2 separate regions of the Homo sapiens genome follow, and region 1 is linked to region 2. Evidence: read pairs that join two places in POLR2A ChIA-PET (ENCODE). Cell type or tissue: OCI-LY7. All regions are shown on one strand.

Region 1 (4,000 bases), 110 kb before region 2:
TGATTTTTTTTCTCCCTTTTTAATGTTCTCTCAGCAGAATCAGGGTTAGTCACATTCCTTATAGAAGTTCCTTCCAGAAACTTGCCTGGAGATTATAAGCCTGGATGCCAGTGGGGGTTTCAGCATTCAGTAGGTAAATTTTCATGTAATTCAGTGTTTCGTATGATACCCTCACGTTCAATTAAACAAGGTTGACCCCTAACCAAAGACCCTTTGTTTACCCTCTCCACCTCTTCAGAGGAGAAAGCTCTCATCTTTTGCTGGGATTGGAAAGGAGCAGTCACCTAGCTGTACAGGGTTGTAGGGAGGTTCTGGAAAGTCCATCTGCTTCTTAACAGATTTTCAAATATCTTCCTGCTTTTAACCCTTTTTTACTCTCACACCCAGAGGTATCTAGTTGCTTCATGACTTTTCATTCCTATTGCTGCCTTATGGGTCAACCCTCTCTGATATGCTAGAATGTTATCACTTGTTTACCTGCTTTCCAGCTCCACGGATTTTACTGTGGTCACCTTCCCTGGTCTTAATGCCTCTTTCATTGTATCCTTTTACTATCACTTTAATGGGGTTTCTGGAGTAAACACAGGTAAATGTGTATTATCAATTCTTACTATGGATTATCTATAAAAAAGTTTACTTACTGGATAGTAGCCAAATTAAGTTAACTATTTGATTATATGTAAACTGACAGCTAAAGTAAGGTATCTATATTTACAGTTTTATAAATTTTAACTGCCTAAAAGTTAGATAAAATCAAAATAGTCCAAATCTTTGATAATTTAATTTCACGAAAAAAATTACGGTATTTAAATTCTCTGAAAGAACATCTATATTTCAATGGTGTCACATTAAATTATACATGTTTTCTTTTCTCAGAATAACTACCTATTTTTATACCCACAAACAAGAAAGGCAATTTACTAACCTCTGCTTCTGTTGCTTGGGACTGTAAAAGCTGTCGTATACGAAGTATGTCCTTTTCGATTTGCTGAATTCTGGCTATTCTTCGCTAAAATAAAACAAGAAACCTAATTAGTTATGTTTTTATTAATAATATTAATAGAAATAATCATACTATGGCTACCACTTAAAAGCTCAGGGTTATGTCAAATCATTCTCATTTAAAAAGCTAGACATATAAATATATTCACCCTTTAATAACAAATTGGGGTCAGTTCAATTTTTCTTTTCTTTTTTTCTTTTTTTTTCGAGACAGAGTCTCGCTCTGTTGCCCTGGCTGGAGTGCAGTGGCATAATCTCAGCTCACCGCAACCTCCGCCTTCCGGGTTCAAGTGATTCTTTTGCCTCAGGCTCCCGAGTAGCTGGGACTACAGGCGCGCACCACCACGCCCAGCTAATTTTTGTATTTTTAGTAGCGATGGGGTTTCACCATACTGGCCAGGCTGGTCTCGAAGTCCTGACCTTGTGATCCGCCTGCCTCGGCTTCCCAAAGTGCTGTGGGCTTACAGGCGTGAGCCACTGTGCCCGGCCCTGGGTCAGTTCAATTTTTTGTAATACACTGGACTTTATTCAACAGATGTCTAGATCTGCTTAGTAAAACTGGAAATACAAGTCATATATCAAATTGTATGTTGCATGAATTATGAAAATTGACACAATACACATTGTGAAAATTTATTCTCAAAAAATATTTCAACAAAGAGAAAATTACACCTGCATTTAATCTTTTATATTAATCGAGACATTAATACAATATAATAAATTTATATAAACATAGTATACCAGTAAAGGGAAAGAACATCTGATTTGTTTTAATAAATATCAGGGTCCCCAACCTTTTTGGCACCAGGGACTGGTTTCGTGGAAGAAATTTGTCTACTGACTGGGGCAGGGGAAGTCTCAGGATAAAACTGCTCCACCTCAGGTCCTCAGGCATTAGATAAGATTCTCATAAGGAGCCCGCAACCTAGATCCCTCACATGTGCAGTTCACAAGCGGGTTCATGCTCCTAATGCAGCCACTGATGGTGGCAGGAGGCAGGGCTCAGGTGGTAATGCTTGCTCGTGGCCTGGGGGCTGGGGACCCCTGGTTTAAACAGTAGGCCCAACTCTTCCCCAAAGTTACTTCTGTCATAAGTTAGTAGTATTTTTCAGCCTTTCCAAGTACCTAACTGTGGCTAAACATTATTTTTTCTCCAACACTAGGATCATAAAGAGGATAGAGCTTTTGCTTTTCCACTATATGGAGACCATCAACTGGTCACAAAGCAGTAACTACAGATTGAACCACATGGAATGGAAACAATGTGGGGAATATATTGTGTGTGTGTGTGTGTGTTTTTTAAGCTAGACTTCATTTTAACTTTTATGAATACTAGTGGAAGTGGAAAAAACAACTCACTTATGAATAAAGACTTTGCAAATGTCTCATAAAGCTAGTTTATGACAAATCAAACACATATGTTTTAAAAACAAGTACTGACAATGTTGTACCATTTTCTGTAATAATTCTATAGTTATTGACATCCTAATATTGAGAAATCAAAAATTATATTATAAAAGTAAACTGTTTCAATAAGGGGTGTGTGTGTGTTAGAAGCTAGATGGAGTATTTCCAAACATTTTTCAGTTATGTTCTCCATCAATAAAATATTTCGGAACAAATATCACCCCCAACAGATAAATAATAAAAGTACTATGGCAATTAGCTTTAAATACATGCAGTTATAAAACTTACTCTTTGATCACATCTAGTTTTACTTAAATACAATGCCTTCATGCTTTTCTTACTACCATAGTAAAAATGTTTACTGCTATCATCCAGTCTTATGATAAACAAAGAACAGAAAACTCAAGTTGTGTTCGCTGCCGGGCACGGTGGCTCACGCCTGCAATCCCAGCACTTCAGGAGGCCGAGGCAGATGGATCACTAGGTCAGAAGATTGAGACCACTCTGGCCAACACAGTGAAACCCCGTCTCTACTAAAAATACAAAAAGAAATTAGCCAGGCATGGGTGACGCGTGCCTGTAATCCCAGCTACTCGGGAGGCTAAGGCAGGAGAATCGCTCGAACCCAGGAGGCAGAGGTTGCAGTGAGCTGAGATCATGCTACAGCACTCCAGCCTGGGCGAGAGTGAGACTCCGTCTCAAAACAAAAACAAAAACAACCCCCACCCCCCAAAAAAAACCCAAATAAAACAAGAAGCTGTGCTCACAGTCCCAAATTAATCTATCTTAATTTTCTCCCTCTTTTCTTTCTTTTTAACAATATAACTAAGCTGAGTCTCTATCATGATTCTGAAAGTAGTAAACTTAAGGTAAAAAAATATTCTCAGGCCAGGCACCGTGGCTCAGGCCTGTAATCCCGGCACACTGGGAGGCCAAGGTGGGCAGACTGCTTAAGCTCAGGAGTTTGAGACCAGCCTAGGGAACATGGTGAAACCCCGTCTCTACAAAAAATACAAAAATTAGCCAGGCATGAGGGCATACGCCTGTAGTCCCAGTGACTTGGGAAGCTGAGGAGGGAGGATGGCTTGAGCCTGGGAGGCGGAGGTTGCAGTGAGCGATATCGTGCCACTGCCCTCCAGCCTGGGAGACAGAGCCAGACTGTCTCAAAAAAATAGAAAAAAAAAAAAATATTCTTTAAGTAACAAATCTTACCATGTCCAATTCACAGTATGAAAACCATCTGAAGAAGTACCTGTACTTTTGCTAGTTTTCTAAAGATATTGCAAAGATGAGTGATCATTTCCATAACCAGGTGGCAAGTACTTCCTAGCTTTAGAGAAATAGCCAAGCTACATAAAATTACTGGATTTCTAAATTTGATTGTTTCCTCCTTTTCTATATAATCAGTTTCTATATAATTAGCTCCCTTCCATCAATATAGGCCTAAATAAAAATTTTTAATATTTAGAGGATGAAAATAGGAAATTATATCTCCCACTCCTCTCCGTTTTACACTACATTTCCATATTGCCAGTATCTCACTAAATACTGAGGTCATGTCTATGTCTTGATGTCCAGTGAGGTGGATGGT
Region 2 (4,000 bases):
GAAAAAGTATATTAATGTAGATGAAACTATTGGAATACATTTACCCATAGTATTTCTGAAGAGCAGATGACAATGTCTAAAAGACAGATTCTTATGGCAAAATTGTAGAGTGCAGTGTGAAATCTGCACATACCTTAACTTCAGGGGCATTAGTCATAATAGTGACCTACTTCACTGGGTTGTTAGGACATATGTAATATTCTAGGTAAAAGGAAGGAGATTCTTTGAGCCAACCAGTGTGTCTAACCTTCCCAGAATCCCATGATAACTTTCTTTATTTTCTTTTTTGGTTTATTTGGCTGAAGTTAATGTTAAGACAAGATATATTCTAATATATATCAAAAGAGTTTAGAACCCATGGGCCGAAGAGTTTAGAGCTCATAGTAATGCAAATTACTTACATCATTCCATTTAATACCAGAGTGATATGAGCTCTGCACTGAACAGCCAAAGCTGCAAATAGTTGGCAAGAAAATGAAGGGCCTGTCCCAAAAGAATGCTCTGCTTCAGGCTCTACCAAAGACAAATTCTTCAGTGGAGCATATCAGCTACCATAGGAAAACAGAAGCAAAGTTATGTCAGTGATTCTAGAACCCATACTGCTCTGACTTGAAAGTACGTTGGTGTTTGTTGAAAGCTCATTGTAGCATCATTGGCTATGATCAAGTTCTCATGGTAAAAGAAAAATAGTATCTTTTTTGTCAGAAAAGAGCGTTTGTAATAAATATGATACATTTAAACTTGGATTTTCTTGTGGAAAATAGACTAGTTTTTTAAAGGATAGCACTAAGTTAAATTAATTTATATATCTATAAAATGAGCTTCTTCATTTGTACATTCAATGACTCTAGCTGATTTTCCCAAAATATATCACACAGTCAAACATTCCCACCAAGCTAAGACTAGAAACAAGTTGTTAGTAAGAGGAATAATGGTGAGAAGTAGACCTGCCAAGACTGAATAATTAAAAATGATCCAGAGTTGAAAAAAGCAGAGTATTTTCCCCCACCTCCTTATGTTACAACATCTTACAACAGTAGCACAAATGCTTCTGTGGTTTACAATGAAAATGGCAGAATTCCTTAGGCCAAGGGACTCAGAATATAAATTCTCCCCCTACTTTCCATACTGGGGCCATAGTGGGAAAGATGCAGCTCTCTTGTCCTCTGGCTTTTTCAAATACAGAAAATTAATTTTAATTTTTATTTATTTATTTTTGAGAGGGGCAGTCTGGCTATGTTTCCCAGGCTGGTCTTGAACTCCTTGGCTCCAGCGATCCTCCTGCCTCAGCCTCCCAAAGTGCTGGGATTACAGGTGTGAGCTATCACACTCAGCTCACCCTTCTTGTTTTTAATAAATAAAGTGAAAGCTTTTTATAAAAAGAATGTTGCTTGGCTATTCTCATCTCTAGTAAAGATGGAGAGATAGTAATAGGATTCGACTTCATCAGAAGGAGTTTAGGGTGAGCTAGGAAGAATTTCCTGCATCCAGGAGTGATGAGGCAAAGAACAGCTCCTGATGATTGTGCTTTTCCTGTCCCTGAAAGAATTTGCAGATGATGATACAGCATGTATTTGGTGGGGTGGTAAGCGTAGTAATGGGATCAGGAATGCAGAATATTAGTTATGGAATAACAGGCCGCTCAGTTGCTAAGGAATCCTAAAAATAGGGCATGAGTGACTAGCTGAGAGGGGTGGGGAGGAATGGATGGTTTCCTGGGTTTCATTGGGCGCCCAGATCTGACAAAGACAATGCAGGGCTGCTTTCTGCAGCTGCAGAGATTGAGCAGCAAGCGTGGACAGACAAGTCTGAATCCTAACTATCTTGCAGAGCTATTCTTAATAATAGCTTAGCTTTCTTCCTGTGCAGGCCAGCCCCAACACACACAGTCCTCAGACTCACAGTAAAGTCTTGAGGCTTGGGTTCTTGGGGCAGAACAGAGGTCCACAGTTCCTCCAACAACTGTGCCCATATGCACATCCCCTCTTCCAGCCCCATCTAATTTTCAAATGAATTCCCCAGCTTGGAAACTGTTTGGGTAACAGACTCCCACCCATCATTCCACAGTGTGCAAAGCTGACTATTTGCATACTGTGGTGAGAGAAATCTAATAGGTGAAAAAAGGGTGGATGATTTTATTTTGAAGCAAAGTTGTGTTTGTTGTCATCCTGGACAAGTTGACCTCTGCAAAACTTCTTGTTTTGAAGATTCCACAAAACTATTTTAAGCAAAGTTTACAGCTTATCAAATAAATGGAGAAACTCCCTAGGGAATAATGTGTTAGAAAATTTGCCTGCCCATTTCCCACATCCTCTAACTGACAGCCTATCAATGCTGTGCTACTTGTTTCCTCTGAGACAGGTTCTAATACGGATTGTGGCTTTCATTTGCTTGGTGGGATTTTAAAAAATTTCTGATGTTGTTATAACAAAGGGCTTTGCTCATTTTTCTTTTAGTCAATGACAAAACATGGTAGAAATGATATTTGGCTGCTGTGTGGACACCAGGGAGATGGCAGGAAAATGAAGAGAGTAGAGGAGACCTGGAGGAGGACATCAGCAGAGGAAAGGAAACCTAGCTCTCCTGCCCTGAGCAAGTGTTGCTATAGGACAGAGAAGGTTGGGTTCATGCTCTGTGGATCCCTTTGATGTCTTTGTCCATTCTTTTAAAAAGCTGGCTCAAAGGAAGAAAGCTCAGGGCTCTGTTTCTAAAGATTTCTATTTTACCCTTTTTAGCAATATTATTAGTTCATGGGCTTGGAGACTTAGTAAGTGACATTGGTTTGTGGGATTATACAAAGGACATCCCAACCCAATGGAAAAAATCTTTCCCCAAACTTTCATTGAGATTCACTGCTTTATTAAGACATTAACTTTTCCTGGAAGGCTCTGTTTAATTTAGAAAGAAGAAAAGAAAAAACCTTGGTAGGGAAGAACGGTTATATCATTACCAGACATAATGTGATGACTAGCCAGTAGAATATAGGACACGGAACAGGTGGGTTCTTTCCTATTTTAAATATGAAATATAATTTAGGTGTAGTAAATTTTACCCTTTTAGTGTACAGTCTTGCAAGTGTTGACAAACATGTGTAGTCATGTAACCACCACCATAGTCAAGATATGGAGCAGTTTTCATCACATCAAAACATTTTTACTTATATCAGGGTAATATCAGATATTATCCATATCCCTTCTGGTTAAACCCTTCCCCAATCCCTAGCAACAACTGATCTGTTTTCTGTTCCCCTAGGGTTACCTTTTTCAGGCAATGTCATATAAATAGTCTCATACAATATGTAGCCCTTTTAATCTGGTTTTTTTCACGTAGCATAACATATTTGAAATCTATCCATGTTCTTTTGTGTTTTAACAGTTTCTTCCTTTTTTTACTGCTGATTATTATGTCATTGTAGGGATGCACCAGAATTTATTTATTCATTCCCCAGTTAAGGGACTGCTATGGAATGATTTCCGTCCCCCGCAGATTCACATGTTGAAACCCTAACTCCCAATGTGAGGATTTGCATAGGTCTTTTAGGAGGCAATAAAGGTTAAATGAGGTCATAAAGGTGGGGCCCTAACCCAATAAGGTTGGAGCCCTTATAAGAAGAGGAAGACACATCAGGTCTCTCTGCAAGCACACAGACTAAGTAAGGAGAGGTTACAGGAGCACGCAATGAGAAGGCAGCTCTCTGCAAGCCAGGAAAAGAGCTCTCGCCATAAATCAAATCGACTGGCACCTTAATCTTGAACTTCCAGTCTCCAGAGCTGTAAGTAAATAAATTTCTGTTGTTTAAGTCATCCAGTCTGTGGTATTTTGTTATAGCAACCCAAGCAGCCTAGTGGTCAGAAGGAAAAATCTAGCTAGGATTCTAGTCACCCAGTATGAGTTACTAATAAGCAATAGTCATTTGATAACTTAGTCATGCCCTAAATGGAGTGGCCATGGTGGCTAGTCTCTGCCATTTAGTGAGCTAGATAAAGATCAGTGAGAATAA

The links. ChIA-PET counts read pairs that join two places held together with the same protein. Peaks named below come from ENCODE experiments on the same cell type or tissue, not always from the same donor. Only the 100,000 strongest peaks of a DNase experiment are listed, where the experiment ranks them.
Region 1: POLR2A ChIA-PET joins it to region 2 with 5 read pairs; 3 of 35 experiments call an interaction of 5 or more read pairs at or near these places.

What each region holds. Positions count from the first base shown.
Region 1 is chr5:112,789,455-112,793,454 of GRCh38, reverse strand. APC (APC regulator of Wnt signaling pathway) reads right to left here. Exons shown (of 16, transcript NM_000038.6): 7 at 926-1,009. Among named protein-coding and RNA genes, the nearest start is that of APC, 54 kb to the right of the region's middle. In OCI-LY7, no CTCF peak of the experiment used is centred here; no DNase peak of the experiment used is centred here.
Region 2 is chr5:112,682,616-112,686,615 of GRCh38, reverse strand. LOC102467216 (a long non-coding RNA gene) reads left to right here and starts at 3,728. Exons shown (of 3, transcript NR_104673.1): 1 at 3,728-3,772. In OCI-LY7, no CTCF peak of the experiment used is centred here; DNase peaks (open chromatin) are centred at 1,815 and 2,305.